Regions from separate parts of the Homo sapiens genome. Here region 2 is linked to region 1. The links are chromatin loops, found by intact Hi-C in ENCODE. Cell type or tissue: heart right ventricle. All regions are shown on one strand. Links, peaks and the distances in the headings refer to the core of each region. The heading gives the core; the rest is flanking DNA.

What was found. Peaks named below come from ENCODE experiments on the same cell type or tissue, not always from the same donor. Only the 100,000 strongest peaks of a DNase experiment are listed, where the experiment ranks them.
Region 2: a loop joins it to region 1, with 2.8 times the contacts of the local background. A loop is called at or near these places in 2 of 110 quality-filtered maps.

Annotation. Positions count from the first base shown.
Region 1 is chr20:40,150,714-40,167,402 of GRCh38, reverse strand. No RefSeq gene overlaps it. Among named protein-coding and RNA genes, the nearest start is that of LINC01370, 150 kb to the right of the region's middle. In heart right ventricle, for the core only: CTCF peaks have their summits at 6,945 and 7,146 (motif pointing left); a DNase peak (open chromatin) is centred at 7,132.
Region 2 is chr20:40,464,862-40,481,550 of GRCh38, reverse strand. It overlaps LOC105372618 (a long non-coding RNA gene), which reads left to right and starts at 13,812. Exons shown (of 3, transcript XR_936718.3): 1 at 13,812-14,844. In heart right ventricle, for the core only: a CTCF peak has its summit at 10,073; a DNase peak (open chromatin) is centred at 10,830; H3K27ac peaks cover 1,523 bases; H3K27me3 peaks cover 1,138 bases.

The DNA.
Region 1 (16,689 bases), core at 3,449-11,448:
CTGAGTGGTGAACCCTTGCATAGGTGACCTGCGGATCACTGTATTTTCACATCACTTCACGTCCAGCCTGGAAACATACCTGATTCAAATGGAATATTCCAATGTAACAAGTAAAGAAACTGATAAAAGGCTTTTGTACTTACATGGATTTTAACCTCACATCTCTGATGAGGGTAGAGTGAATATATTTGTGCTAGGGGCAGTGAAAAATATCTCTTGATATTTTTGGAAGCTGAGGTCTTCTAAAGTTGACCATCTCCTTACAAAAGTGTCTTTGGAAAAGTCACTTAAGCTTTCTTAGCCTCACTTTCTTTAGGTAAAGGGTTATTTTTATCTATCTCAAAGCATTATTGTAAGGATCACAGAAATAATAAGAGAAATTAGAAGATACTTTTAAAATGTTAATTTCTCTTTCTTCCTTCCCATTATAGATTGTGATCATAAGCTCCTCAGGTTTAATCTTTCTAACGCTTTCGTAAGTTTATTCTACCTAAAATAGTTCACCTAAAATATGCATTCTTCCTTATTAATGAGATTTGTATTTGGCCTTTGAATAAGCTGAATGTTGTGTAGCAAATGGGCCAGGTGGTAATCAAACTTTCAGCCTTATTATTGAAATCAGTGAAATATTGACTTATTTGTAAAATCATCAATAACTTTCAGAAGTGAGATGCTTTTCTCAGATGCTCAAATTTGAATTTGGCATTGAAACAAAATGTAAAGCTTTTAAAGCAAAATAAGTTTTTATAAAATGTCATCTACCACGCCTCTTCCCAGAATGATGCAGAAGACCATATTGTATAACAGAAAAATGAAAAAAAAAAAAGCCTGAAATGATTGTTGGCCTTACTCAGAATTCTAAATATGTAGTTTGAGTTACTCTAATAATTCAGAATTTCAAAGGTCCATTTTATTTCAAAGAAAACCTCTTAGCCTAATTTGGGGTGGATGGAGAAGGCTGCTCTCTCTGGCCAGAAGTCTCCAAGTATGATTTATTCTAGCAGCATTTCTATGAGATGTTTTTCCCTTCTCCCAAATTTTGTGGAAATGCCAAGACTCTTTCTTTTAAAACTCAATACAATTTGGCTCAGAAACACAAGGCACGGGGAATAGGATACCAGTTATTTAACTCTACACTCCTTCTCTCACCCCTGACTAACCTCTTATTTAAAAGATTTAAAATAATTTTCCATATAGAAAACGTTTTACCTTTTGATTTTTTTGGATATTCCTTAAAAACCACCTCTAAAGTACTGAAATGTAATATAGTGTGCACAGGTGAAAACTACTTACTCTTTCGAAACAGCATTTCTTTTGGCTCAGCCAAAAATACAAAAATGTTTTTGCTTACTTCCCACTAAAGAAAAAAGCTATTTCATGAAGTAAGTTTCACCTTTGAGGAATAACCTTTAGCTGTGAGAAGTCACCAACTGTAAGTTAATATTTGTGCAGAGCCCTGGCTCTGCATCATAAAACCTTGCTAAACACATCTGCCATGTAATATTTGTGGTGTAGCCAGGGGCATAGTGCTATGGAAAGAGCTTCGATTTTGATCTCCTTGGAATAACTGTGAGTCTCGGAAATACCATGCAAACTCTCTCAATTTCAGTTTCCATATCTTAGACATGGGACTCCTCTCCCCACTTTACTTGGACTCTATGATGACAAAATAAGGAGCCAGGCAAAAGGCAAGTTCTTCACCAGTGCCAAAGGCTCTCTCTCCTTCATCTGCCTGCCTTATTTTCTAAATCTAGGTCCAGCCCATGATCTTACGTTAGCATTTGTAGCAATGCTGTCCTTCAATGTTGTCCATGTCTCAGTCCCCAAAACCCGTCCCCAAAATATATCTGAGTATATTATCTTACATGGTCAAAGAGACATTGCAGAGGTGATTAAGAATCTTGAGATGAAAGATTTCCCTGGATTATCACAGTGGGTCCAACATATTCTCAAGGGTCCTTATAAGTGGAAGAAGGAGGTTACACAGCAGCACCTGGAGATGCTGTTCTGTTGGCTTTGAAGATGAAGAAAGGGGTCTCAAGCCAAGGAATATAGGAGATCTCTAGATGCTGGAATAGGCAACAAACTCAATTCTCCCTTAAAACTTCTAGAAGAAATGCAGCACTACTGACACCGTGGTGTTAGCCATGTGAGATCCATTTCAGGCTTCTGACCTCCAGAGCAGTAAAATAATCAAGTTATGTTGCTTTAAGCCATGAAGTTTGCATTAATTTGTAGGAGCAGAAACAGGAAATGAATACAGCAACTTTTCAAGGCCAAGTGCTTTGAGTAGCTATGGAAGGTGTAAGCATTGGCTGTTTATCTCCTTAGATAGGTAAGATGAGGTTGATGGGACAATAAATGCAATAGACGGTTTCTCTTTTATAGGCAAGAAACCTGAGTTTTCCAGAGCAGAGCACATAATTTGATGTAGACAAAACATGTAGGCACCTTTTATTTTTTCTTCAGCAATTTCATTAAAATGCCTATTGTGTTTTTGCAAATTTGAGCCAATATGACTTCTTTCTGAAAATATGATCCTACAGATAGCAATAGTATCTATCTTTCAGAAGTCCAGAGACACCCTCTATTTCTGCCTCAAGAAGGCAAATCTTGAGGCAGAAATAGAGGGTGTCTCTGGACTCTGAAAGATGGGTACTGTTGCTATTAAAAAATAAGTTTAACCTTTTACAACACATTCTGACTGAACCTGAAGTAAATCCACAAAACATGATCTTTGTAATTTTGTATCTCTCTGGGGAAGTGTTCAATCCAAGGAAAATTCAAGTGAAGCTCTCTGGATTTGACACTTCAGCCCTGAACTATGGCTATTTCAAGAGGTTTCATGATTCTGAAGTATAGCAAAATCTGACTGTGTTCCCATTGAGGGGCAGGGAGACACACACACACACACACACACACACACACACACACACACACTGAGAGAAGGGGTGGGGAGAGAAAATTACCCACCTGGGACTAGAGGAGAGAAAAATCCTTTGCTATTTTGTTGTAGGTATTTCCTCAGAACTAACCAGAGCAAGCATCCAAAGACAAGCTTGTTTAGACATCTTATCACTTGGTCTTGAAACATTTTTTATGAAATGCTACAGAAAGTGTTAGCATATCCAATTAGTGATGATATGGTAGAGTTGGAAAAGTGTCAGTTGCCTGTGTGGTCCCGAAACTTTTTCTGGCCTTTTAGCCAATGATATTTATTTTAATAATAGCTCAGAGACCAAGAGGCCTCTCCTTTTCCCTCTTCATGAACAAATTGTGAAGAACTCCCCTATTTCTTATTCACATCTCTGGAATATGTGTGTGGTGGTTGCAGAAGAATATTTCCTGCTGAAGGTGGATCTGAAACACTGAGAAGCTGCCTGCAGCTCTCTGAAGCAACCTCATGCAGGAGAACAATCAGACTATTTCTGTCTGGCTTTTAGGGCCACAAGAAAAGAAGTAGAAAGAAATAGATGATGACTCACTGAAAGACAGACTTCTCTAATATGAAGAGTACTCTGATTTTTTTTTGGTAATCTAGCTGGAGCTAAGGATTCTGTGATCCTGTTTTGGTGCCCTTATCAATGCGTGTAAACTGCCGTAGGTGTAGGGTTAGAAGATGGCTTCACAAGTCACACATTTGGTAAACCCACTATAAATGCAATTGAAGTAGTTTTAAGTTTCTGGAGGCTGGGGATATTCAGACATAGGTCTGAAGACTGCTTGTTAATGATGTTCTAGAAAAGACTGAAAACCCTGAGGGGTGTATGGACTGTTTTATTTACTCAACTTGTCATCAAATGTTCATTAATTCTACTACATGCAATGCTCTGTGTTGGATATTGCACTGGTTTAAAGATCTACCTTAAATGTTCGTAATTTTATTATTCTATTCATTTTGGTATGGATGGGAAAGGAGAATGATCAAACAGAAGTAGGAGTCAGTCACATCTTTCATGATGCTGAAAATAAAGTCTCATGAAGTCGTAGATAACAAGAACAACAGTAATAATTGCCATATGGCCCAGGCGTGTATATGCATCATATGATTTAATCTTTCAACAGAACTTTGCAGTAAATATAGTAACTGTTATTCTTCATGTAAGAAAATTGAGGCTCAGAGACATCGGATAAATGCCCCAAGATCCAGTGCTAGTATCATCTGGAGCAAGTATTCTACCCAACATATATACATACGTACCAAGTTAGCATGTGACCTTTTGGCTAGAGACTTGCAGAATGATGGAAATGGAAATACAGCAATTACTGACAGCATATTTATTTGAAGGCAAGTGAAATTCCCTCCCAATATAAGTTAGCAGCAAGGTATTCATTTTATAAATAGAGATTTGCAAAGTCTCATCTGGGATGAGCTTAGTGATAAGTCAGTTGGCACTGGGGGCTTGCAAGATGTTACTTATGGCAAATTGGTTCAAGCACAAAAAGTTGTTCTTAACACTGTCTTTTTGTTGGTGACTTAAGAAGCAGCTAGAGTTAAACGTATGTATGACATTTCAGTATATTAGGAATTTTTGGAAGCAACAGGGAAGTATACTTCAAATACAATCCCCCAGCACTAGGCCAAGCACTTTCGCGTACATCCACTGATTTAATTGCCTCAGTGGTTTCAGAGGGTTGATGTTACTAACCCCATTTTTGCAGAAGGAACATTAAAATTCAATATTTTGTTCTAGACCACAGGGATTATTAGAGCTTCTGAAGCTGGCTGTTTGATTGCAGGCTTGCAGTTTATGCCTAGCTATGCATTTATAAAATATGGTAACTCAAACTGCTTTTCTGGGTTGTACTGTGGTTCTAACCCCTCTTTTGTAATAGTGTAAATTTTATGACAAGAGATGGTCTAAATTCCAAATAAGAAATCTTGAAGGATGAAGACTTCTGGTATATGGCTAGAACCAACTTTGTTTTTGACCAAAGAGATTCAAACACCAACCCAGTGGACAGGAATGTCACCATTCATCACTCTACACTAAACCATTTGTCAGGGCATCTATGGAGGGAGCCCTGGGAACCACTGAGTAGTAATGGTATGTAGACCATCAGGCTGAGCTTTGTATACCAGGATATGGGAGCCCTTGCCCTCACATCTGTATTCCATCCCTACAGACTCTGTCTCAGGCCTGGGTAGGGAAGGAATCTGCAGGCAATAAAGAAATGAAAGCCCTAGATTAGCTCTGGTTCCATGCCATGCTCTTCTCCAGGGGTGGTATTGAGTAGCAACTCCTGGGCCACACATGCAGGAGAGAAACTGATGTGAAGATGTGACTCTTTTGGCTGTGGCTGCCTAAGCAAAGCATCCCTGTTAGGTATGTGACATGCTTTCCACATTCCATTTTCTTCTAATGATTGAGCTCTGCTGGAAGAATAGGATTTGGGTTCTCATTGTAGTGTCTGCTTCCTCAGAAAGCCTGAGATGCTACAGTTCCCCAGTGAGGCTACACATGGAAAAGAGATTAGGCTGGGCACAGCTTTAGGGCAAGGCCACATCAGGACTCTGGCCTTGACTGTAAATGTCTCTGCACTCATCTCTCTGCCTTTGGCTTCCATAGTCAGTCCTCACTCCCCAAGCACCCCCATTCAGAAGCAATATTTTAAAACAGCAAAATCAATGAACTTCAAAACCTCATGGACAGCAAAAGCAAAACAGGGCTCAAAAATCTAAGGAGACCAGACATTTGAGAAAAAAAATTTCAAAGCACAAAGCCAGCTCAATCTCATTTGTAATGGGTCACAGTTTATTAGGAAGCCAATATGAAACCACAAGCAGGGACTAGCCCTGTCCTACTTTAAATGGACTTTCCATTTCCTTTGTAATGGTCAAAATGCAACTTGGTTAAAATGGACTTGTTTGTGAAATTTCTCCTTTCACAATTAAAAAAAGCAGTAAAGTATTTTACACATTTTAGTTTAAGTATTCAACCTTAAATACTTGTTTCTTTTGCTTTACATTAATTTATTATCAGTATTAAATACATTTATTGTTTTAAATTTATTGCTGTTACTTTATTAGTAGTAGTATAAATAATAGTGCTAGTAGTGGTAGGTGCATGTTCTAGTTTGGGCCCAAATCCCTATCTGATTTCATATACATACACACCCACACACACACACACACACACACACACACACACACACACACACATATTCTAGCCCAGCTCACTGTGATATATTTGGGAGATAAAGAATCTGCTGATTCAGAGTCACCTATCTCAGCCTCCTTACCCTTAGGTCCTACCCTAATCCCATTTTAAAAAAAATAAAAAACTAATATGTACACAGGGAAAATAAATAAAATAATATAATATGGGGTAAAAAGCAAAAGTTTGTGTCATTCCCTCAGTTTTTATTCCACTTAGGTAACTGTTTTTTATCATTTTCTCACATATTATTACATATTAAGTACTTATCCACTCTAGCATATGTAGACAAATGTTTCTCATTATGATCATTTGGATAATTTATTCACACACACACACACACACAGAGAGAGAGAGAGAGGTTATTTTGCATCTTGCCTTTCTCTCTTCTGAACACTATATTTTGAAGAACTTTATCAATCCATATGCATGTTTTATTTTTAAAATATCTTCCTAGTATTTAATTACAAAGATGTACCTTAACTTATTTAACCAGTATGCTATTGATGGAAACTTAGGTAGCTTCCTTTTTAAAAAAATAAATTAGAAATTATGAGACCATAAAAATATATCTTTATTATTATTATTTTGCTTGTGCAAATAAATATATAGAATAATTTCTGCTTTTCTTAAAAAAGTAGGCTATGAGCGATCTTTGCATCCCAGATGAAAGACTGTCTAGATCCTTCTTAATGTAGCGGACAAGGACAGTAGCAACAGAAATATGTACATGCACTGAAGAGGAAAACGCCAAGAAAGCAACTGATTCTAAAAGAGGGGTCAAGGACTATACACAGAAAGGAGCAGGAGAAAAGGCCGAGGGAAAATTTGCTTCAGTTCTGTTCTGTTCATAATAGCTTTAAGGCCCCCATGGCCGCCCAGCCCTGGGTACCTCACTATGCCTCAGGCTCCTGGAGACCTCCTCTATCTTCCCGGGGTTGGATAGAAGAGGCTTGAGTAGGGGAAGCCTTGAGCTCCCCCTAGAGGCTGGAGAGCATACGCTAGGCCAGAAAATACACATCATAGCAAATTAAAGGACATGTTTCAAAGAAAAAATACGCCAGTATAGAACAGCTGGTCACATGCATGCCTCTTCCCCTGGTGTCTTAATTCATGTGCATACATTTTCCATAACTGCATTGATGGCCTAGCTTCAATTTTGTATTCAGCTTCCCCCACCCCCTTAATACTACACAGCAAATGTTTTTCCATGTGGCTACATAATCTTTCTAATTACCATTTTAATGACTTTATAATACTCCTTCCAGTTCACATATTGTAATTTATTTAACCACTCCCTATTGGTGGACATTTTAGATTGTTTCCAGACTTTTAATAATATAGAAGGTGGTCCATATAATATCTGCTGTTTTCCCCTTTTTAAATGGTTTCTTAGATTAAATAGTGTGTCACAGGGTAGGGATGATATCATAGCTCTTAATACTCTTTGATCTTCTGATTCCACAAGCAGGAATGCTTCTGATAAGGTACCAAGATACTAATTTGGGTATCTGTTTATTGTTATTATTGTTTTTGTTATTCTTGTTATTGTTTTACTTCTGCAAGTGTCATAATGTAACCTACATTACGCCTTAAGTACATTATACATGAGCCTTTCACATTCTACTAATTCTTCTCTACTTTCCACACAGCCAAACTCATACATTTAGCCATTGGTTGATCATTTTTTCATTTATCTTTTGAGAACCTAACATTTATCAGGAATTTGCTCTAGAATCTTGTTTCCTTGGTAACATTGCAATTCTTATAGAAAACAGGAACAAAGGATGAGAATGCATCATATTAGTGAGCTCATTTTGTAAAACTCAAAAAAAATACTTTGCAAAATTCTAGTTATCAAACTTAACGAAAATGTGGGTTGGAGAAAATTTGCTAGCACGCCCCAGCTCTGTGCAACACATAAGGGCTGAATAAAAAGAGAACTGAGGCTGGGCACGGTGGCTCACGCCTGTAATCCCAACACTTTGGGAGACCGAGGTGGGTGGATCACCTGAGGAAAGGAGTTCGAGATCAGCCTGGCCAACATGGTGAAACCCCGTCTCTACTAAAAATGCAAAAATTTAGTTTGGCGTGGTGGCACAAAAAAATTAGTTTGGCATGGTAGCGTGCACCTGTAGTCCAGCTACTCGAGAGACTGAAGCAGGAGAATCGCTGGAACCTGGGAGATGGAGTGAGCTGAGATCACGCCACTGCACTCCAGCCTGGGCAACAGAGTGAGACTCTGTAGCAAAATAAATAAATAAATAAATAAATAACAACTGAGAAAGAGTGTGGAGCTGGTTGAAGCAAAGCATTGTTGGGTGGGTAGGAATTTACCAGCAGATAAGGGATAACAGTGGGGTCCTAGAATCAAACCGTTTGTATTGAAATCCTAGCTCTGACCCCTTAAAAACTGTGAGGTCTTAGTAATTTATCTTTTCTCTCACCCTCCCTCTTTGCTTTCTTACCAGTTCTCTTAGGTTTGTATTCAACTTTTAAAACTCAAAGAAAATATCACCTATAAATTTATGTTCTTCAACTTCTTCAGGAAAAATAAAACTCCCCCTACCCAGTGTTCCCAATCCATTCATTGATATATCTCTATCATAGCCCTTATCACATGATCACTGGAATGCACAGTCTTTGCAGGGAAGAGGTCATGTCTTCCTCCTCTTGGTGTCTCCAGCATCTAGCATGGTACCTGCCGCATATTAAGTACTTAGAAATTTTTGTTGAATTTAATGACTTGAATTGAATGTTTAGGTAATTATAGAACATAAACAGGAAGAAATATTATGTAGCAATTAAAAGGATAATTAGGAAGACTGAGTAGCTCGGTGGGAACATGTTTATGATATGTTAGTGTTAACATGCAAAATGATACCTGCATTATAATTCTCACTGTCGGAAACTTCTCAGGCTAGATACTAAGGAGACGAAGAAAAATGTGAAAAAAAAATATTTATCTCTGAGAAGCTCCTGCTATACTGAGGGAGGCAGGTGTGTGTAAAAATGATCACAGGGTAGGGCCAATGATAGCAGTGTGCATGAAGTACTGACAAGGGAGGGAGCTGAGTTTGTCTGGGGAAGTTTGGTGAGATTGACAGGACATTCACTGTAGGCTTTGGAGATTAAGTAGTTGTTAACAGACAAGAAATCAGAGTAGGATTTTCCTTAAAATGGGAAAAATACAAGAGAATAAACATGCAATGCATTTCAGAGGAATAATTAGGCATTTCCATGGGGGCTGGTAAGAGATGAGACAAAAGCATAATGTTGAGTTATATTGCAGGTGACTTGCTAAGGTGTTTGATCTTCAACATGTAGACAGAAGGGAGTCCTCAAAGGTTTTGAAGCAGCAGAGGAGTGGCACAATGATTACATTTGTTTTTAAGACAATAAACTTGGCCGAACCAAAAGGATGGGCTAGAGTGATAAATACCAGGACAAGGACACCAGAGAGGAGGCTACAGCTACCTGCTTCAAGTGAGATATAAATTGACTTAATAGTGAAGCTGGAGCTGGAGCTGGTGGGGTGGACTTGACATATCTTCAAAGGAATATTAGATAAGACTTACTGACTTATGTGATGATGGGAGGTGAGTTGAAGAAGCAGTCTAGAGTGATGCATGGGGAAAGACAATTATTTGGAAAAAAGTGTAAAAGGAGTAGATCTCTGGGAAGAGAGATCGTGGAAATGAGGGAGTGGGCAGATGTTGGGTTTAGTTTTGGAAATGTTGAGTGCATGGTGCTAGTGGGCTTTGCATCCACAGAAGCCTGATATACAGTCAAACAAATGATTCTAGGTTCTTAGGAAAATAACTCTGGCAAGAGATGTCCACAAACTGGGGCTAAAAAATAATCCCACATCTTCAATATCCATGTAAAACAGGATGTGTGTTATAAATGAAAGTATTCTGGATGCCTGACTGCAAGTCTAGGCTTTCCTTCAGCAGATGTGAGCAAATTACTTAACCCTGTTAAGCCTCAAATTCCTCATCTGCAAATTGGGATAATAAATCTTGTCTCAGAGGGCAGTGTGAAAATCGGATGAGATAAAGCAAGAAAACACCTGCAGGAGGACCTGATACGTGTCACTTCCACCCCCACTTGCACTTTGCCCTTTCTCTCCCACAGATGATCTCAGAACAAGAGTAAAGGGCTTGAAACAGAAACCAACACAGTTGTCTTTAAAATAAGTATCAAATAGATCTCTGTCCGATGATGACTGATTTTTGTCGTGCTGGTCTACTTCCTAATGTCAGATATTAGTAAGGTTCAGGGACCAGATCTTCTCTTGAGTGGTACCTATACTATTTTCCAATTTAAGATCTCTCTGAGATGAAATACAGAGTTTCTCAATATGATCACCATCTAGGTATAATCTGTATCAACATTCCTATATAGTAGCTTTATTTCTCTCTCTTCTCTGCTGAGAGTAAGACCTTGGGTTTCTCTTGCTGATTTGAAATGAGTCATCTCTATGTATTTTCATACAATATGATGATACTAATAAAATGATAATAACTTTCATTTTGAGAACTTGCTTTATGTTAGTATTTTAGGTGCACCAGTTCTTTTAGCCTATGCAAAAAACCTTCATGATTTTATGTTTTACTCATTATGAATGATGAGGCTGGGGTTTAGAAAGGTGAAGTGACTTGTCCGCAATTGCATAGAAAGTGAGTGAAGAACCTAGGATTTGGAAAGAAACCATGGGAATCCACTGTGTAACCACTACCTCTCAATCAAGATGGCATTTTCTGACACTCAGGGAGGGAGAAGGAGTGAAAAGAGATGCAAGAAGTAAGGAAGTGTTGTATGTATATGTGTTTTAATTGCTGTTCCTCATGAATCATAAGTCACTCTTGTTTCTCTATCAAGGAAGGCAAAAGGACAAGCAAACAGAATGGAATTTATCTATGATTAAAAAATTATGACCATTTATATGCAAATGAAGTTTGGACCTATGCTTCTGGAAGACTGAAGGGGATTATGCATAGTCAGAAATTTGGGGTTTTTCTTCTTTTCCACACACTCCCAGGGCATGTGTTAAGGTTCAGCAGTGTTCTCCAGGGAGACGGGGAACACGATTGATGATCTTGGTTTGTTTCACAAGATACAGTCACAATTAGTAGCTATGATCATGCCCCTTCATGCATTTGCCGGAGAACCCTTGCCAGTCTCCCTGATCAAATGCTCTCTGCTCTGTAAAGCTTTCTACAGGAATACTTTGGTTTCAGCAGAGTTAGTTGCATTTTTTTCTGGGGCTCTGTAATGGCACAAATCAGGTTAACTAATTCATTCATAGACTCATTCATTCAACACATGCCGATTGAACACCTTCTTGTACCAGATACTGTCCTAGATACTGAAGATAAAGTTCACATCTGATTCTAGAGCAAACTAGAGAGATAAGGTCACTGTTCTTCCATGAAGCATACTTGACTGAAGGAGACAAATAAACAGGTAAGCAAAAACAATACATATAACAGAATTACAGGAAACGATTTGTGCAGTGAAGAAATAAAAGCGGGTGGATGGTCAGGGAAACTTTTCTGAAGAAGGTTTTATGAATAATAGCCTAAACGAAGCTAGATAACAAGCCATGGAAAGATCTAGGATCAGAGACCAAGGCAGTGGAATTGTAATTTCGGCCAATATGCATGCCATGTGAGGGCAGAAACTTTGGTCAGTAGTGATGGAAATGGTGATGACCATGATGATCTTCAGTATTACTCTTGAGCATCTATCAGGGTTTAGTTACCTTGCAGGTGATTTGTACTCGTTTATTCTCCACAATAGCCCATGGGAGGTGGGTATTGCTGTATATGATTTGCAGATGAAGCAAAACCCTTAAAAAAATAAGGTGACTTGCTCACGGTCACACAAGCAGTAACGGGAATTAGCTGAAACTCAAACTCCAACGTGTTTCCAAAGCCTATAACCTTCAATGGCCCCTTGTTTTTATATTCCCAGAATCTAACCCTGGGGTCTGGCACTGTAGATACACAACAATACAATGTTTGAGAGAATGGGTGATATCGTTATCCTCAATGCCCCATAAATGTCATCTCATATGACTAAATTTCGGGCAGGCCTGAGGCTGTGGTGCATTTAGACATTTGACAAGTATTGCACCTGTGAGAGGATGGTGGGATAAAGCTTAAGGCCCTCAAAGGTAAGTAACTTCAATGTTGAAAGTCAAGTATGGATATGAAATGAAGCATGATGACTCTGTCTCTACTTCCTCTATTGTATGTACATCGCTTTAGAAAGAGGAGAATTTTCTCGTTCCAAATTACCATACACACACACACGCATGTGTCAGAGACACAGTCCTATTCCCACAAACACAAAATATAACAAATAGATGCAGTTGTACACAAAGATGCACATGGTCACGAAGGATGCAGAAACCCAGGCACACAAACTTGAAGCTGACTTTATGACCACCAGTTTGGCTCTAAGTTCCAGGGTCAGTTCACAGCAGCTGGGAGAAATTTCCATGTTTCTATTTTTGTTGCTTCAGCAACAGCCTAGTTCTCCAAAGTTCTTTTTCTCTTGGGGCCACCCAACCTCCAACTGCTTCTTCCCCTTTCTCAGCTTCTTTCAGAGGGGATGCTTTTCTGAGCCCCTTCTGATCTCCCCGGTGGAGTCAGGTGGCACAGCTTTCCTGAAATCCCTGCTCCTGTCTTAGGGCCTTGACATTGAGTGGTCCCATGCCTGGGATGCACACCGTACACCCCATGGCTCCCTCATCATTTTCCAGTTTTGCTCAAATGGCCCCTTCTAAATGAGTTCTGATTTGCCCAATTATTATTGCAACCTCATGATGATAATGGTGACGATGATATAACTATTACTATTGAGCATCTATAAAGGCCTAGGTACAATTTTAGGTGACTTGCACTCACTTATTCTGCACAATAGCCTTGTGAGGTAGGTATTGTTGTGTTTGACTTACACGTGAAGTAAAACCTTCAGGCAAATAAAGTGACTTGTTCAAGGTCACTCCTGCTGCCCTTTCCCCTACCTTGCTTGACTTTTCCTTTACTTTATAGCAGTTACTATTTTCTAACAAACTAAATAATTTACATACTATGCCTTATTGAATGTTGTCTTTCTTCCGTCCTCCCCTACATATAGATGTTAGAATAAAGCTCTACTTAGGTGAAAATATTTCTCTGTTTTGTTCCCAAGCACCAAGCACAGTGTCTGGCATGTAGAAGAAATCAATAAGTATGTTATGCATGAATGATTGAATGAATAATTACTAAGCATCTAATATTGACCAGACCTTGTATTGTCATTTCACCTACCCTTTGCTCTGTGAAATAGAGATCATCATCACCAGTTTGCAGATGTAAAAACAATTAGTCCTAGAAAGGAAAAGCAACTTGCTTAAAGTCACAGAGCTAGTCTGAAATGAGATTTAAAAAATATATACTGCTGAGGGGGCACAGTGGCTCACACCTGTAATCCCAGCACTATGGGAGGCCAAAGCAGGCGGATCACCTGAGGTCAGGAGTTCAAGACCATCCTGGCCAATATAGTGAAACCCCGTCTGTACTAAAAATACAAAAAATTAGCTGGGTGTAGGGGCAGGCACCTGTAATCCCAGCTACTCAGGAGGCTGAGGCAGGAGAATCACTTGAACCTGGGAGTGGAGGTTGCAGTGAGCTGAGATCACACCATTGCACCTCCAGCCTAGGTAACTCCATCTCAAAAAAAAAAAAAAAATATATATATATATATATATATATATATATATACACATATGTATAAAAACTGCTGACTCCAAAGTGCTACACAACATCCATTCTTTCCACCCAAGGACACTGTGGTCAGCTCAGTGACACTGAGATCCTTTAAGTGATCCTAGAGGAAGGTGTCATTCCTTGCTGTGCTCATGTCCTCAGGATTATGACGTTGGCTTGATGGTGAGGAATTTTCCCTCTTCCAATTCTCGTCTCTTGTAGCCAACTTCTGGACCTGACTGCTAGAACAGTAATCCACAGACTTCTCTAGAATTGTTTCTTGGATGTTTCTTGTGATTTCTGGAAACCTTGGGATCTCTGTGCTCTTGGTTGGCTGGTCACATGCCAAGGCCACCTGACAGAAGGACTTCTGGACCAGAAGATTCTGAAAGTCAGAGAGACTGCATGCAGAATTTCCTCCATTCACTGGAGCTTCTCCCTTCTGGGCAATCCTATTAGTCTCTGTGGCCACAGCTGGAGCTATCTCAGCTAGAAGCTGCCTTTAACTCATCCTCATCAGTTATGCAAGCACCAGCATTCAGAGCCCCTCACACAGGCTGGAGCCCTGCGAAGAGACTGGTGTGGAGGGAGACAGAGATTGAGGAAGAGAAGGAGTGGCAGAAGGAATACTTGACACTATAATGATGATTTCTTGATTTTTTCCTTCTTTGCCTGAACCCATGTCCCTTCCTTTCTCCCAAGTTAGAAATCTGGAAGTCACCATCAACTTCCTCTCATCTTCAGCTCCATACCAAAGCAATCACTGATCCCCCTCTTTTCTTTCTCACATTTCTTCACCCATCTCCTCATCTGCAACATAACAGCTACCCTCTTGCTCCTGACCCAAAACATCTTTATCCTGGAACCCAACAGTTCCTTCCTAATTGTTCTCCTGGCCTCCAGATGTGTCCCTATCCAACCACAAATGAAGTATTCTGACCAGGTTCTTCTGCTACTAAAACTGTCAGTGGCTCTTTACTGTCCCAAGAATCACATCATTTTCCTTGGGTTAAAAGGCCCTGTGTGAGCAAGCTTGCAGCGACATTTCTAATTTCATCTCTCTCATGCCTTAGGCAGACTGGTTTCTGGGGATTCCCATCATGTGCCCAGCCTGTTCTGTCATTCCCTCATATTTCTGCTTCATCTGAAATACTAATCCTCTGTTTCTGCTTGGCTGACACTCATCATTGAATACTCAAGTCAGGGGTCAACTCTTCTATTGAAACATCCAGACATCTGCTGCCACTGTCCCCTCTGCTGGTACCTAAATGGTTACTCCTTTATGGCCTCATTCAAATATCCTCCCTTATACCTTATACATAGCTCCAGTGTCACCCTCACTGGACCATGTGACCATTGAGTCAGCACCTCCATTTATGCTGTGAGCTCTAGGGCAAGAGCTGTGTTGGTCTTGTCTTAGCTCGGCCAGTTCTTGACTCAGGACATGGAGCAGGGGCTGGGTTCTTTCTCGCAGTGCTTGCTGTTCTAGAGGGTAGTGAGAGTGATAAGAGGGGCTCATAAAATAGCAGGCTAGGCCAGGTGTGGTGGCTCATGCCTGTAATTCCAGCACTTTGGGAGGCCGAGGCAGGCAGATCATGAGGTCAAGTGATTGAGATCATCCTGGCCAACGGTGAAACCTCGTCTCTACTAAAAATACAAAAATTAGCTGGGCATGGTGGCACGCACCTGTAGTCCCAGCTACTCAGGAGGCTGAGGCAGGAGAATTGCTTGAACCTGGGAGGCGGAGGTTGCAGTGAGCTGAGATCACGCCGCTGTACTCCAGCCTGGTGACAGAGCAAGACTCCGTCTCAAAAATAAATAAATAAATAAATAAATAAATAAATAAATAAATAGACTAAATCATTTTAATAAAACCCAAATTCTTGGGGGAAAGGATTCAGGTAGGGGCTCAGGCATAGAATGGAAAGATTTCTCTTTTCAGTGTACCCTATCAGCTGACAGGTCAAGAAGTTTCCTTAATAATTCTTTGAGTAAATCACTGACCTGAGTTTTCTGAGAAAAGAGAAACCTCTCCTTTCTCTAGTCCACATGTAGTAGAACTATGGCACAGTCTTGCTGGAATTACTTGTCTCCAACTACTTGTTCAGGTATAGAAAGAAGGGGAGGCTGAAATGTTTGGGTGCCACTCCAACACATGCACAGCAAGTCTTCAACAGCACCCTCTCTCTTATGGGTCCACTTCATTTGCATTACATTTGCATGTGGCCCTTCAAATACCCAAGGTCCAGCCTCCCCATGTTTGTCCCCCCAGGAGTCCACCTCTTTCTTCCTTTTCCCTTGCCAAAGGCATCTGGCAGGTTGGTACTCTTTTCCATAGAAACCAAGATATAGGAGAAGGAGGCGCTCTTAAATGCCAGAAATTTGGGGTGGCACTGCTGGGGAACAGGGGCTTGCTAACACTTGGTGGTGGTTTTCTGGAGTTGACTTTCTTTAATATGGGTACATCCCATGAGCTCAGTGATTCAGCATCCCTCCCAGCAGGGCTGGGGTGATATTTTCCCATTTCCTTCCCCCACACATATAAAATAGTAGATTCTGAGTGGGAAGAAGGCAGGTACCTCATGACTTTTTCCAGCTGGGAATGTAGACTTTAACTTAGAAGTGTCTTCACTGCTGGGGAATGAGCCAGGGAAGGAGGTTCATTCAGCATGTGTCTGGAGGTTACTAGATCCTTTCCTAGATCCAGGTTTCCTGGAGTACTCTGTCCTGATTTTAGGGTAGCAGAAGGGAAACTGCTGAGGGATAGTCTC
Region 2 (16,689 bases), core at 5,921-13,920, 310 kb before region 1:
TTGAAAAGGCTGCCCAGTGATGGCTGCCTCATTTGGGATTTATTATAATATCATTAGAAGGGGTTATATCACTTGGTATAATGTCAGACACATTGTAGCCTGTGGTTTTATGATGTGGACAAATATCACACTCAGGAATAAGATGGCTCTGAACAAATCAGTTCCATCTGGGTCCTACTGTAAATAGAGCTTTTCCCTTCTGCCATGGAGGGTGGATTTTCATCCTCATCCGGTCCCTTGACCTTCCATTCTGCAGGGTCTTTCTTTTCCTGACCTCCTTGCTCCCCAGTCTCTGGGGCCTAGGAGAGAGAGAGAGAGAGAGAGAGAGAAAGAGAGAGAGAATTTCTTAACACCCCAAAGCAAAGATGCTCGTCAAGCTCAGGGAATGCAGGGAGACTTGGGAATTTGCTTTTATCCAGTGCCTGCCACATGGCTGAACCTGTGCTAGATATTTTCACCTGTCTCACCTCACTTCATTCTTACAGCAAGCCTATAGAGTAATAGATAATGTTGCTATTTTACAAAGAAATACTGAGACTGACATGTTTAAAAATAATCTATATATATATATTTTTGAGACAGGGTCTCACTTTGTTGCCCAGAATGGAGTGCAGTGGCATGATCTTGGCTCATTGCAGCCTTGACTTTCCAGGTCCAAGTGATTTTCCCATCTCAGCCTTCCAAGTAGCTGGAACTACAGGTGTATGCCACCACACTTGGCTAATTTGAATTTTTTTTTTTTTTTTTTGAGACAGAGTCTCACTCTGTCTCCCAGGCTGGAGTGCAGTGGTGCGATCTGGGCTCACTGCAAGCTCCGCCTCCCAGGTTCACACCATTTTCCTGCCTCAGCCTCCCGAATAGCTGGGACTACAGGCGGCCGCCACCATGCCTGGCTAATTTTTTGTATTTTTAGTAGAGACGGGGTTTCACCGTGTTAGCCAGGATGGTCTCGATCTCCTGACCTCGTTATCCGCCCGCCTCGGCCTCCCAAAGTGCTGGGATTACAGGCTTGAGCCACCGCGCCCAGCCAATTTTTTTTTTTTTTTAGAGATGGGGGTCTCATTCTGTTGCCCAGATTTGTCTTGAATTCCTGAATTTAAGCAATCTTTCCACCTCGGCCTCCCAAAGTGTTGGGATTACAACCATGAGCCACCCACCTGGCCTAAAAGTAAAATTTTGATTCAAGTCTGTAAACTAGTGAGTGGGGAGATTGAGTTTTGAAGCTTATCTGAAGTTCATTCCAAAGCCTGTTGTGTTCTTTCATGGTATCCTGCCATCCCCAACATCTGTATGTCCATGAATAAACTATTCACAGGAGGTAAGGAAACAAGAAATGTGGATATAAGTTGTATTTGGTCAAAACGTAGTTATTTTAAAAGCAAATGACAGCATGGTACAACCTCCTTGCAGAACTCTGTGGCTTTTTTGAATAAAGTTAAATATCTGCCTATCCTATGAACTAGAGAAATCATTCCCAAGAGAAATTCATACATAGGTACATGTTCACAAAAAAGACTTGTACAAGAATGTTCACAGCAGCCGTTTCATAATAGCCCCAAATACTCATCAGCAGGAAAATAAACAGACTGTGGTGTGTTCATATGGTAGAATACTACACAGCAATAAAAATTAGTAAACTAAGGATATATGCCACAAAATGGATGGATCTTATAAATACCATATTGCGCTAAAGAAGACAGACACAAGAGAGAACATAATGTATGATTCCAGTAATATAAAATTTGAGAATGAGGAAAATTACTAATATCTAAAAACTCAAGCTCAAGAGATAGCTAACAATCTAAAAATATTAATATTAAGATAAGTATCTGAATCCTATAGATTATAATTAAACTGTATTAATCTTATAGGTCAAGGTATTTATCAATATCCAAAGGTAGTAAAATTGCTAATATCTAAAGAAGTCACCTTCTTTCACTTTTGTTTAATTTTCCTCTTACTTGAAATTTATATAATTGGAATCATACCTTACACAACAACACCGCTGTCACTCTCACCCTTTCACAAAGGTGAAAGGAGTTACTCTGGGGTAGGAGGTGGATATTGCCCAGTAAGGAGCATGAGAAAACTTCCTGAAGCTATGGACGTGGATAGTTACTTATAAATAGACAAAAATTCATTGACTTCTGTATTTATGTTTTTTGTTTATAGACTAAATAATCAAAAAGCAGAACATAATATTTAATCAACTGAAGTGATAGGAAAAGGTGATCAAATTTGTCACTCTCAACGCTTTTGTTTTTATAAATTGGCTATTTGGTTAATTTTGACTCTACTCTTTAAAAAAGGTAGTGTGGACATGTGGAAAGATATATGTTATGCTATAATATTGGATGTTGGATGTTCAGGAAGAATAAATAAATGGTTTATTGATTTATTTCTAGCTCTTCTTAATATAGACAATGAGGTGTCATTCTCTTCCCTTGATAAATTGTTACATGCATCTCCTGCCTGCTCCCTGCCCATTTCCTGTTACCTTTATTCTTCCTCTCACAACTGCTATCACTAGCACATTTGTATTACACAGTTTAACAGGTCAGAGGACTTTAGGTGAACAGAGAGAAAAGGAAAAAGAAAAGCTGACTTCTTTAATTTTGGTGTTAAGATATATTGAAGTACTTTGCATGGCTTTTATTTTATTATTTTCAGAAGGGCTCTTGTAACAGGTCAACTCATAAATTGGCATGGCATCCTGTTTGTTTCTGCCAAAAATCAGTCAAAGTGAGAGTATTAATTTATTTGCACAGATATGTGTCAAATTCACTTAAACAATGCTGGGTTGTTAACACTGATGCATGCTATAAAGGAATGCAGACTTGATTTTATCACCATCCCTCTAAGGAGAGCAACCATATATTGGGAGGGGTTTCTATGATATTTATTTATGTTCCATGGCTTTTTATTTATTTCATGACTTCAATGAAGCCTGGAAGAACAATTCTCAAGTAAGCTGAGGCTGTGTAGACAGGTACTCTGAGTAATTTAGATAATTCATCTACATGTCTTACATCATGAAGTAGCTGCTCAGTTCCTTGCATCTCTTCGTGTAGCTGTGGGTTATTTGGGCCAGAGATCCTGTTCCCCTGAATCTCCAGGGGCTTTCTCTTCACTTTGGTAGCTTGAGTATGATTTCCAAAGGCTGCCTTTGGCCTCCCTGCTCTTCTGTGTGGATGCAGCTAATGACCTCAATGGCTAGCTAATGGCATCTTACTCTGCAGTGATGGCTGTTCTGAACACAGAGTGGGAGAATGGTGGTGGGTCAGGATGAGTGGAAAAGTAATAGTTTGATGATGGAAATGCAGACAACTCTTGGATTAAACTCAGTGCTCTGTTCCTTCTCCGTATGGATCATGACATGTTCTCTACTTCTGTAATTGAAAAAAAAAGTGAGAGCACAATTTGTATAATCACTGGTAGAGCATTAAGTTGTCTGGGCTGGCACAAAACAGTGGACAGAAGAGCCAACTGCTGACCTCAGTAACACATGCCTAACTCCTAGTGCAAGGTTTGGCTTGGTAATAGGATCTTGGTCATAATTACTCATGGATGTTCATGGTTATCTGGACTGGGACTCACCCTCCCTGTCCATGCAGGCAGTCAGACCCTGCTGAGAGATGTGCAATTCATAAAATCCTTCTATGTGTCTAAGTCCGTGGTTGCTATTAGTCTGCAAAACATGAGAATAAAAGGACTAATTAAAAAAATTTAAACCCTTCGACTTTTATTTCACTCTGTTCCTTATGAAATAGTTGTTTTCTCAGCTACATCGAGACACTCAACATAGTAATCTGCTTAGTTTTAAACAACGTCCAAATGTTTTCATGTTTATGTACTCCAGTCATTCTTGGCTTGCTTAATAAATTCTACAGATATTTACTGAGTACCTACTCTGTGCTAGACATAGTTCTAGGTAATGGGGACCAAGAAGACAAAGGTGAGAAGTTTCCCATTATTACAGGGCTTATGTTCTAGGGAGGGAGGAAAACAATAAGGGGATAAACAAATATACAATGCTAGGTGACAGGGTTAGGGGGTGGAGAAGGTGGGGCAGGGGGTATGGCTGTAGTTAGGTGATCAGGAATGATTTTCTGTTAGAACAGAGACCTGATTGAAGTGAAGGAGAAGGCCATGTGGCAACCTGAAAGAAGAGTTGTGGTGATGAGAATAGCCATCTTGGCCTACCCTCATGGAGAAAGGTGCAGAAATGTGCAATATAATTTGGTCCAGAGATCAGGTGAAATCTCTACTCTCTGGACCTCTTGATCAATGGAGGTCCTTGCTAAGAGTGGGAATCCCCATAAGCTAGTATTTCCATGGTTATCTTGGGCCCTGAGGTTCACCTCTGAAAGAGCACTTACTGATCCATGCCATATTAACCCAGGCATGGTCAGCTCCTTCCTTGATTGTCTATTCCCCTGCCTTACACGCATACAGAAGTAATAACTCTTTAGACTTCAACGATGGCTTGGCAATTAGGAATACCAAGATAGCACCTACATCTCAGCTTCACAGCTGCTTCAGAGTAAACATTAGGTAACCTCCTTGTTTGAAATGTCCTTGGGTCCCAGGACCTCTGGAGAAGCATCACTGGCCTGTTCCCCAGACAACACAACTCCCAACCTCCTGATATCTTGATGGCTCTTTGATTCCTTTCCCCCTTCCCTACCTCTCTTCCTTATCGCCTCTTTCATGGGTTGCTCTTGGAATCTCCAAATTCCTCTGGCTTTATTGTGTATTGGCTCTTTCCAGCTTCAGCTCCATCTTTGGCCAATATTTGTCTATCCAAACTTATCAACATGCTCAGCATAACATGAGCCTTTTGTTAAACAGCATACCACATTTTCTTTAGAAGGCAGTAGTGATTAGAGAGAGAAAAATGCCGAGAATGAAGCACCATATGTATAGATCTTATACGGATACTGGGACAATATGTTCTGCTGGGTTTGTCTAGTGGTTAAGTCTAGGGTTGCATCTTCAGGAAGGGAAAGGACTGGGTGCTATGGATAAGAATAGTATGAAGAAGAGACAGACCCTACAGAAAGAAATGGGAAAGTAGAAGGTGGACTTCAGACCAGAGACATTCCCTCTTCAGGCTTTGTTCTCTTGAGCTTAAGTATTCAGAATGTGTTCATGGGCTTCCATAAACAGAGATTTATGTTTCATCTGGGGAGTGCAGCCCTCTGACTATATGAGTTGATAACCTGGAGAGACTTTTAGGGGAAGAGGGCATGTACAGCCAAAGAACCAGGCTGGGCACAGTGGCTCATGCCTATAATCCCAGCACTTTGGGAGGCTGAGGTGGAAGGATCTCTTGAGCCCAGAAGTTTGAGACCAGCTGGGACAACATGGTGAGACTTCATCTCTACAAAAAAAAAAAAAAAAAAAAAGCCGGGTGTTGTGGCACACACCTGTAGTCCCAGCTGTTCAGGAGGTTGAGGTGGGAGGATCATTTAAGCCCAGGAGGTTGAGGCTACAGTGAGCTGAGATGGTGCCACTGCACTCCAGGCAATGTATCCATCAGTATTCCATAGGCATATTCTCTTTGACCTAGTGTTTTCACTTATGGAAATGTGACCTAAAGATACACTTTCATGTGACATATATACAAAGATTGTGATAACAGATCACTAGAAACAACCTTAATGCACATCACTGGAAACTCAATGTAAAAAGTGATACATTGATAGATGCTTCTAATTGTAGCCATTGAAAAGAATGAAGACCCCATTACTGGATGGACATAGAATGATATCTAAGATATGTTGTCCAGTGGAAAAGACAGAGGGCCGTGGAACGTATGCAGTAGGCTTTATCAAAGGAGTCTTGAAAAAATGTTTCTATGTAGAAGGCGTTGTGTGAATTAGTGTTAGACTGAGCTGTATCTCACCTGCTTGGCATGGTTCCTCCTAACTTCGGTGATCTGGTTCCCTGGGAATTTTATGCAGATCCCTGGCATGGTTCCTGGAACATAGCAGGTCTCCATCTCTGCTTGGATTCCCCTGGGGATGGAGCTTATCACTTCATTTTCCTTTGCTGGACAATTGTAATTCTCAGGGAGAGTGAGCTCCTCTGCCTCTTTTTAACACCCAGTGGGGGTTCTGGCCTGCCTCTGAGCAGGGTCACTCTTGTTGACAGTGCCCAGACCTTGCTTGATTGAGTCAGTTCTCAACCAGATTTTCTTCTAGATTCTCAGTAGCTCCCACACTGCCTTTAAAGCTAAGGAGAACCTTCCACACTTTTTTTTTTTTTTGAGACGGAGTCTCGCTCTGTCACCCAGGCTGGAGTGCGGTGGCGCGATCTTGCTCACTGCAAGCTCTGCCTCCTGGGTTCACGCCATTCTCCTGCCTCAGCCTCCTGAGTAGCTGGGAGTACAGGCAACTGCCACCATGCCCGGCTATTTTTTTTTGTATTTTTAGTAGAGATGGGGTTTCACCGTGTTAGCCAGGATGGTCTCGATCTCCTGACCTCATGATCCGCCTGCCTTGGCCTCCCAAAGTGCTGGGATCACAGGCGTGAGCCGCCGCACCCGGCCAACCTTCCACATTTTTGAGATGAGCTTTGCTCCTAGAGCATGGTCAGCCTGCCTGGGCACTGCTGCTAACGCCTCCCAAGATCTCTGGGAGCTGGAGCCTCTCTCCCTATCTAGTGAGTGCTTCCTTGCTGCGTTCTTGGACTCCTACGGTAGTTCTGGCAAGTTAGGGGGCCAAAGCTTTAAAAAAGGCTTGTCTGGCTGTCTCTTACTTCGAGGCTGTCAGCCATCTCAGCTCAGTTGTATGTAGTTTAATGAATTGTTACTCTCTTGTGCCTGTGCCCTGAGGTGATTTCTTACCACAAAGGGCAAACTTAAGAAAATCAAATAAATAAATACTAATAAACAGGGAAGCAAGGTTTGGAGAGGTTATTTGCTTTTCTGGGGTTGCAAGGTAGTGAGAGGGGAGCTGGGCTGGCTGCCACCTCTTCTGTGCTCCGGCCACTTTGCCATTTAACTGCCCCAAAGAGGACCACTTAAAAGCAAACATATAAATGGAAGTAACTTTTTCAGCAACTTATTGGGTCTTTTCCCACTTAGGAATATTGATTTTTCTCCTCACTGAGCCTGGGATGGAGAGGAATGGTTGAGTCTGAGTCTGAGCACCAAGTAGGTGGGCATGGTCCCAGCTTGAGTAGGTGTCAGTGACTGTACATCAGAAGTGGTTTCCAGGAGCCCATGTCCTCTCTGTGATAGACGGATTATGTAAAAGGCTCCAAGACACCATAGAAACCTGGCCTGGTTTATACCTGAAAGGAGGGAGGTGTACGGCGTACATTCTATTGTTCTAATCACGCCACTTTAATGAGATACAAAATTGTGCCAGTTTCATAATTATGATATATATCAGGGCTTAATTATATGTACAGGATGGCACATTCAATTGAATACATGCAAATGGAACAGAGATTTTCATTTCACATGTCTCTCCTACTCTCCCTAACAAAGAACTTTCTAGGGGTTTTAGGCATATGGGCATAGTGGAGAATCAACTTGTACCATATGCCAGCATCTTCTGGCTTTCAAAACAACAAGGAGACACTGAAAACCCATGACTAGTGAGCTAAGGACACTGAATAAATAAAGATGAACCTGATAAAAGTATAGTGGCTTTTGATAGCCCATGTAAACATGTCTGGCTTCAATTTGTGGGAATTTTCTTATTGTTAAATGACAAAAACATAAGAAAGAGCTAATAAAAATTATGTGGCTAAAGGTCTTTTTAAAAAGTACTAGAAAAGCAAGTTCAGAGTCATGGCTGCATTTGTTACTGATTATGAGCAGAAATGGGGAAAAACATTGACCCCTGTGACTTGGCTCTGAACGTGCTGATGAAGCCCCTGGGATCTCCCTGCATATCACTTTCTGATGCCCGTAGACTCTGGGACAAGAAGCAAGGAGGGAGAGCTCCATGCCAGGCCACGTTTTGTTGTAGGAATGGCTTTGTGAAGGGCTCTTGTGACACTCCAGGATCCACTTCGAGAAATTTCTCCAGTAGGCAAACACTATGAAAGAGAGACCTTGTGGGAGGAGGTAAGGTTGAACGATCTATCATGTCCCTGGCTTTGTCTTAGGTATTGGGAACACCTCTGGCAGGTAGAGAGGGAGCTGATCTTAGGGACTTTCTTCTTTCACCCAGGGCTACCTGATGACTCTCAGGAAAATCTGTGGAGCCGGGTCTTGGTAGCGAGCTGGCTGCCCTTTGTTTATGTTCTTGTAGAAACACTGACTCTAGAGAGAAAAACTGACCCATCTGTTGAGATGTTACCCAGACTTGCTACTGTTATTTTTCCATTCATTCACTCATTCATTCATTTATTCATTCTTCTCATGAGCTACTAATATGTGCCTGTCCAAACACTAAGGCCCTAGGAATGAATAAGATGGATGAGTAAGGCCTAATTCTGTCCTGCAGAGGCTTGCAGCCCAGAGGGAAAGGCATACAATAAAGTATAGGATATCCTCTGGTGGGTCCTAGCATAGCAGAGCTTTCCCAGAAGCAGGTGTAGTAAATGCTGCTCTGAGTGGGAATGATTTTGCAAGGAGATGACGATTGAAAAGTGTCAAGAGAAGTTCACCAGGTGGATATATTGGAGAGAGAGATTATTTCTGGTAGAGGGATTTGGGTGATAAAAGTCAAATTAGCCAGAAGCAGCTGAGGATTTTGAGGAATCTGCAGGTTTGCCATCTAGATATAGGTTTCTAATAAAGTTCCTTGATCATTCTATCCAACATAACTCATTTCAATGCTTGCTTTTTGATTTACATCTAGGGCTCTGTCCAGGTTTCTGGCATCCTCCATGATAATGAGTGTGAATGGATGAAAACTAATATGAGAAAGCCAGGTTTGTCCAGGAGGAGTTTCAAGTCTAGGAAAGGTAAAAGCATGCAGATAGCCTGTCCAAGGCATGCAGTGGTTAGTGCATTAGAGAGGCACAAGGAGATAATTGTAGGAAACAGAGGAGATACCACATGCTGGATAAACAGTCCAAGAAGGCTTCCTGGAGAAGGTTAAATTAGAATTGGGCCTTCAAGGATGGAAGACAAAAGACATCCTCCTTTGCATGAACAAAGATGTGGGAATTCCCTAGGCTAGTGAGATTATTTCTACTATCAAACGTCAACCTAACTTCCAAAACGTTAGTTTACAAACCAGGTTCTGTACCAGAATCCCTTGTTGAGGGCAGGGAGGAATTACATAGAAATTTCTGGGACTGACTCCTAGAAATTCAGATTTCAACTGGAATGCACATTTTAGTGAACTCCTCAGAGGACGCTGATACCCAGAACACAGATGGGATTCCATCTGATGGCGGCAGGAGGGAGGGGAGGACTGACTCTGGGTGTACACAGACATGGGTTCAAATCACAAGTTTGCCTCTTATTTGCTCTGTCACTTAAGGCAATATGCTTAGTTCCCTTCAGCCTCACATTACTTGTTTCCAGGAGGTGATAATAACAGCCCAGAAGGGTAGTTGTGAAAATAAATGAAATGACATTTGTCACAGTGCTAGCATAACTTCTGGCTAATAGTGGGTAGGGGATAAATCTGAGTTTTCTTCCTCTCCTCTATTCAGTAAAAATGGCATATATCTTCTGGGGTGGTCAAAATGCCCAAGAGGCATAATTCTTGGCTCCAAGAAAACACTGGTCACAGACAGGCGGGCATTTGCTATTCTCGAATAAACTGTTAGACACAAGGGAGTCTCCTGGACCTCAGCATCTCTTTCTTGTCTTAGACAATGCCTAGCATTCTCCAGCTATGCCCTTTAAACCTGGGCATTAAACAGTTTTTGTGTCCAGTGAATACACAAACACCCCTAAGGAATGTTAGTGGATTAAGCCACTATGAACTCACACCTTAGGGTAAGTGAAGTACTCGCTAAATGCTAACCTGATAGAGGAGTGTCAGCTCTCCAAGCCTGCAAAGTGATAATCAGGTCTAGTGGTTATAAAATTCTGCTTCATGAAGCTCTAGAGGTGAGCACACAATATTTGGTTGTGCTCTGGACAACTCTAGGGGGAGCCAGCCTCATAGTCTACAACATGCACTGTAGCTCCTAAGGCTCTGGCCAGAGCAACCTCCCAGATAGGACAGTCTTGAAGAAATCAAGCCTCCGTTCACAGGTGGAGCCTTAGGCCTGCCTCCAGGGAAGCTCAATGCTTCTGCTAAGCAAAGGTATCAGGAACGAAGGCATTTTAGGATTGCCTGTCATTCAGGCAGGCTACGGCTAATGGAGGCCTGCCTAGGCCAGAACCCGGGCCTGGGACCATGCATTTGCTCATCAAGGCCAGGAAGAGGCTTTGAAGAATCCACTTCCCCTTTTCCCTGCTGAATTATAAGAAATGGAGAGAGAGGAGCACTCGCAGCCAGGAAGGCAGGCCAAGGCAGCCCTTGAAGGAAAAGGAAAGTGAGATGAGGGTGTGGGTGGGTGGGGCGGGACATCCCTCCCTCCGCCTCGTCCTCCTCTGAGCTTCCTGCTGGGGGCACCTCTCAAAGTCTCTTGGGGAGCCTGGGCCTGTTCTCTGGCAGGGGCCTGAGCCGGGCCTGCGGTCAGCCTTCCAGACTCAGGGCACCTCCAGGCCTGCCTGTGGGTCTGGTTCCCTCACCTCAGGGCTCTCCTGGGAAAGCAGAGACAGGCGGGCCCGCCTGGAGCACTTTCGGGCAGCAATGACTTCAGTACTTGTCCCCAAAATAAATGCACCACAGACAAGACAATGTGGTCAGGGGCTGAAGAGTTACTGTAAATACCAGCCCGGGCTTCCTATTTCTGTTCCTGTGACTCCCAGGGGGGCAGGCGCTGGCCAGCCCGTTCCCAGTGCACTCTGTTCTTACTGCCACATCCAAGGAAAAGCTTTGGCCTGGAATTCCTCATCCAACTGTCCCTGGGACCCCTTTTTGGGTTTGCAGAAGGGACCTTACTCTCACCCCCAAGCAGGGCTTGGACTGAATCTGGCTTTCCGCAAGAAAGAGATGCAAACACTAAGTGTTGGCACTGTGCCAACTACTCACATGTTTTTGGCCTCACACCAAGCCCCAAATTTTGGAGAATCAAAACAAGTAACATCTTATCCTTAAGAGCACTGTCTTAACCCATGTATACCTAGTATTCCGTTATTGGAACACTAAGCTTGTGGGAGTTATTTATATCCTACTCCTCAAGGTCATCGCCAAGGTCCAATTTTTCACAGAAAAAATTTGCAACCTCCATCATCAGTGGGTTAAAGGCTTTACATGGTTTAGTACATATGGTCCTTACCATAGTCACAGGATGTAGGTATGTCTATACCCATTTTATAGATGAGAAAATAAAAGAAAGAACACAAGGTGCTTGCCCAAGGACACCCCATCGGTAAGCTAGGAGTCAAACCCAAGCAGCCTGACCCCAGACCTGTATTTGTAGCTGATAGGCTGCACAGGGCAATGGTGTCAATCACCTTCTGCAGATGAAGGGAACAATGTGCAAGGAAGGGTTCAAGGTCAATTGGCTAACAAGTTAGGGGGCAGATTTGAATCCAGGCTTGGTGGGCTCCAAAGGTCCTCCCACTGCACCGGGGCACCTTCTAGGGGCAGGACAGCATCACATCATTGGAACATTTGTTCTGACCTCTTTCCAGCTTCTGGGCAGCTGACACTCTGGCTTGTAGCTACCTCCGAGGGTCAGTGCTTAACAAGGGTTGAATCAACATTCATACACACCCGCACGGAGGCTTCTAATTTGAGTAAGTTTGCTGTTTCCAAGGACAGATTGTCCCTGCCTTTGGGAGGCTGCTCTGGTTGTGGTGTTTCTTGCCTTTCAATTATTGAGTGCTCTCAGGTATATCTCCCTCAAAGTCTTCTCACTCTTGAAGAGGCATGCTACATTTGTGAACTGATCCCTGCCAGGAAATCTCACAGCAGTCTCAGAAGGTGTCTGGTCAACCTAGGAAATGGGCACATAGCTCATCCTATTCAGCACCTCTGCTGTAGAAGGGAAAACTATGGAAGCCAGGCATTTTCCTCCTAAAGGGAACTAGTTATATAGGCTTGCATGTAGAGAAAGAAGAGAAAGTGGACTGAGTCGACCACATGGAACAAAATTTAAATGCTGTGTCATTTCTTTCAAGCAGATCTGCTGAGGCCAAGTGGAGCCATAATACCTTCCTGTTCACCCAAGGTATCTGATAAGATATTAGCATTGGGTGATAGTATACTGCTTTCTGCATCTAATAGAATTGTGACATCTCATCTGGTTTACCTCCTTGCTTTTGCTAATAAGAAGCTCATAACTTAAATTTATACTCAATTGTTATAACTCTTCTCAAAAAGAAGTTATTGGAATACTTCTATTCCCCTTCCGCATACGGGCTCTTGTGTTTTGTTTAGGATAGGTCAAAAATTTGTTCATTTTATGTGAACTCATTTATCATAAGTCACCTGGCATTCAGAGTCTAATAAAATAAATTTTATAAGTACATTTTGTGACTAGTATGTGCCAAGTACCATACAGTTTAATTTCATTCACTACCCATTTGTTGTTTGCTTGTTTATTTCTCAAATATTTGTTGAGCACCTTGCATATGCCAAGGTGCCTGTCTTAGATTGCTTGCGTTGCTATAAAGGAATACCTGAGGCTGAGTAATTTATGAAGAAAGCAGATTTATTTGGCTCATAGTTCTACATGCTGTACCAGGAGCCTGGTATCGGCATCTACTTCTGGTGAGGGCTTCAGGGAGCTTCCACTCATGGTGGAAGGTGAAAAGGAGCAGGTGTTACGTGGTGAGAGAGGAGAGAGAGGTGCCTGGCTCTTTCAAAAATCAGTTCTCATGAACACTCATAGAGCAAGAACTCACTCATAATCTCCAGGAAGGCACCAAGCTCTTCATGAGGGATCCGAGGCCATGACCCAGACACCTCCCACCAGGCCCTGCCTCCAACACTGGGAATCATATTGCAACATGAGATTTGGAGGGGACAAATATCCATACTGTATCAGTGTCATTTTTGGTACTGGGGACACTCTGGTGGGCTAGTCAGGCAAGGTCCCTACTGTCCTGGGGCTCACCATATAGAGGCGAAGTCAGACATTAAACAAAAAGTACACATGTGTAAACACACAATCCACACATGCACTCCACATGCACTCCACACACTACATACACCACACGCACACACTCACATACACACACTCACATAATGGGCCAGCTAGTGTTACGTGCTATGAGAAAAAATTAATAGAGTAAGAAGTAAGAGGATGTCTGGGTGGTGGGGCAGGGAGGCGAGACCCTGCTGTTTTGCATGGGTTACCAGGGGAACCCTCTTGGTTGAGCTGACCTGTGAGCAGAGACCCAACCAAGCAAATTACAGTCATGTGATAACCGGGGAAATGCAGGCAGTTCCTATGAGCTTTACAACAATCGGGGGGGGCATTAATGGAATCAATGGCTTTTAAAAAATTAATTTTCTTAATAGAGAGGGAGTCTGAGGCTCAGAGATTTAAAATACTTTGAAGCTGAATCAGGCTTCTATCCCAGGCCCTATGTCGTTTCCCTCAGAGTGCAGCACGAAGATGTGTGTGAAGGGTTTGGGGTCAGACCCACCTAACTTTGCATTTCACTTCCTCCATCTCACCAGCTCAAGGCACCAGAGCGAACTTGAGCAAGTTGTAACCTCTCTGTGTTTACTAATCTTGTTTACTAATCTGTAAAATGGGGATAAAAATAGTCCCTACCTCACTGGATTGTCATGAGGATGAAATGGTTGGCTTAGTATGTGGCCAGAGGTTGGGGCCCATTGATGTAAGCCATTATTCTTATACATGTTGTCTGTCTTCCTTCGAAGGAGACAGGCTGCAGACTTCCAAGTCACTCTGGCTTATATGTAATGCCCTGCTCTCCTTCGTCTCTTTCACAGGCTCGAGGAGACTTTTCCTGCCGCAGCACAGGCTGTTCTTGCATGCTGAGACAAGCAGCCTCAGGGTGCAGGGTGGAATTGCTACACCATCTCCCTTGGGTGTCTGTTATCAGGGATTGATGGCAGACCCAGCCTAGAGCATTTGGAGGTGGTCTGAGTGGGGTATGGGGTGAGGGAGTTTCCCAAAGAGCCAAAGAGTGACTTGCCCTTCCTGAAAACTGTGCCATAGAAAACCTAAGTTTTGCCTTCCATCCGACAGCAACTTCCTTTAAAAGCATCAAGGAAGGGAAACACACAGAGGAGGCGGAGCCAGTTGGAGCTACAGCTTAGGCCCTGAACTGGGATGCTGGTCCCCTGGGATCCTGTCTGGATTTACAGAGGCTGTTTTTTTGATCAAAATAGAGGCCTTAATGGCTTCCTGTTTAGACGTTATTGCTTTACCATGAGACCCATGGGAGATAGTGTAGCAATTCTACCCTGCACCCTGAGGTGGAAGAGATGAGGACACCAGAGTATTACCTTCTGAGGGTTGGCTGCATCCTGCCCTGCCTAGTGCTTCTCTGACAACCACAGCTACTCTCTCCAGGCTCTTCCCTCCCCTTTAAACTGAGGGGAGGTAATGGCTCCTCTGTGTTGCCAGCCCCCGGATGCTGCACCAACTCTTCTGGGTCTCCTTAACCCTGCTCACACCCTTGTAAATGCTCCCTATAATAAACTCTCCTCGGTTATCCCCGTTCAGGGCACCATCTGTTTCCTTCCAGGACGAGCACTCATATAAGTCGACAATGCATCTGCATTCTAGAAAATAATTCAGTGTTCCAGACAAGAATATTGTTGATTTTTGAAGAAATTTCCCATACCTACACTAAAGGAACACCAAATTTATTACTGTATCAGTGAGGTGAGTTAACATAAAACAATAAGTTGACTACTAAGAAATGTAAATGGCTAATAAACTGAAAAATCAGCTCAACTGTAATGAAATAAGTCACAAATAAATAAAAAAAGAGTTCTAATTTTTACCTTCTCAAACCCTGTTGTGGAGATGCTAAGTGGGTTCCTTAGGGAAATGCATCAAGAGCCTTAAACATTTTTATTCTTATGAGTCAAACAACTCTTTTGTGAAGTGTTCACTTAGGGAAGTACTCAGAGATGTAAAGATCTATGGACAAAGATGTACATCTCAGGGTTGTTCAATAGTGACGAATTGGGAACAATGTACATGTGCTACAGAGGAAGGTTGGCTTAAGAAACCATGCTCCATGTAGAAGTAAAGTGGTTAAGCACATAGTCTCTGGCATCAAACCATCTGGTTACACATTGTGCCATGGTGTGTGTCATCTAACCCTCGCCATGGAAGCTGTGCTTGGCAGGAGACACCTAGGAAGTGCTCAATGAACATGAAATTTATAGATAAAAAGTTATTTTCTAGGAAGGCCCCTCTACAGCCATTAGGTGGATGCTTCTGAAGCATATTTAATGATATGTAAAATTATTTGTGGCATAACATAAAATAAGGATAAATAAAAGAATAATTTAGAATTTAGATATAGAATAATCCTCATTATTTCAGCATGAAGGTATGCTAAAATGATATGAGCCTTTAGATCTAGATGGTATGATTACTGTTGATTTTGATTTTCTTTAGTTTTCAAATTATTTAAGATTGATTATTAACCTACTCCTTTTCCTCTTTCTCTCTCTTACTATGGAGACACAGATGACACCATAATAAGACAAAACGAAGTGGTCTACAATCCCATTTCCCAGATATCTTTTTGACACATACACATGCACACACACACACACACACACAATTTAAAACAGCTCAAAAACAAAATCCAAAATCTTCCTTCTCACCTACAATCTTCCCAGATGAAACCATTGGTAATAAATCCTTTGATTCATTGCAGAAGAAAGGATGTGCACATACCAGCAGATCCAAGTTCTTTTCAAATAAGCTTGTATTGATTTTATAATCAGAAAATTGTAGCATGTACACATTTAAAATGTGGGCATTTTTATTGTCAATCTCTTGAGGAACAGGCTTGGGTCAAATGGCCTGTCCTTGTCCCATTGGGGGAGGATCAGGAGCATAGGCACTACCTGTGGGGGAAGGGGGACAGAATCGGTTTTGTGGTCATTGGCCTGGGATGGGGAGGGGCTCTAAAATGCACACCTCTTGTTGGTCCTTGGTTTCCTCATCATTGGAATGGGACAGATCTTGAACACTGCACACCTTACTTACTTTGGGACAATAACCAGCATTAAGACACTAATGTTGATCCCCGAGATCAAGTATTGCTGGTCTCTGCTGGGCCTCCAGGAGCATTGCTACGAGCCATGTTTCTATGTCCTTGAAAACATCCGTCTTCAGTTTTTCCAAGGACCTCAACTCTCTTGATTTATCCAGTTCCCCAAACCCCCACCATCTGGATCCAGCTTCCGCACCCTTCCTCGGAACCAAACTGAGCACATTTTGTTTTCTTTTGCTCTTCCCTGTCTTCTCTAGTTCTACCCTAACTTCCCTAGAATTTAGGTCATTGATTGCACAAAAAAACAAAACAAAAAAAAGACAAAAAAAAAAAAAACCCAAAAAAAACAGGGAACCATGGGGTTGAACACTCATATTGGGCAATGCATATAAGGTTCATAAAATTAACTGGAAGCTGTCTCTTGATGCAGTTCCCTACTCATTGAACTCATGTGACTTGAATAAATCACTAAGACTCTTGATGTTCTGTTT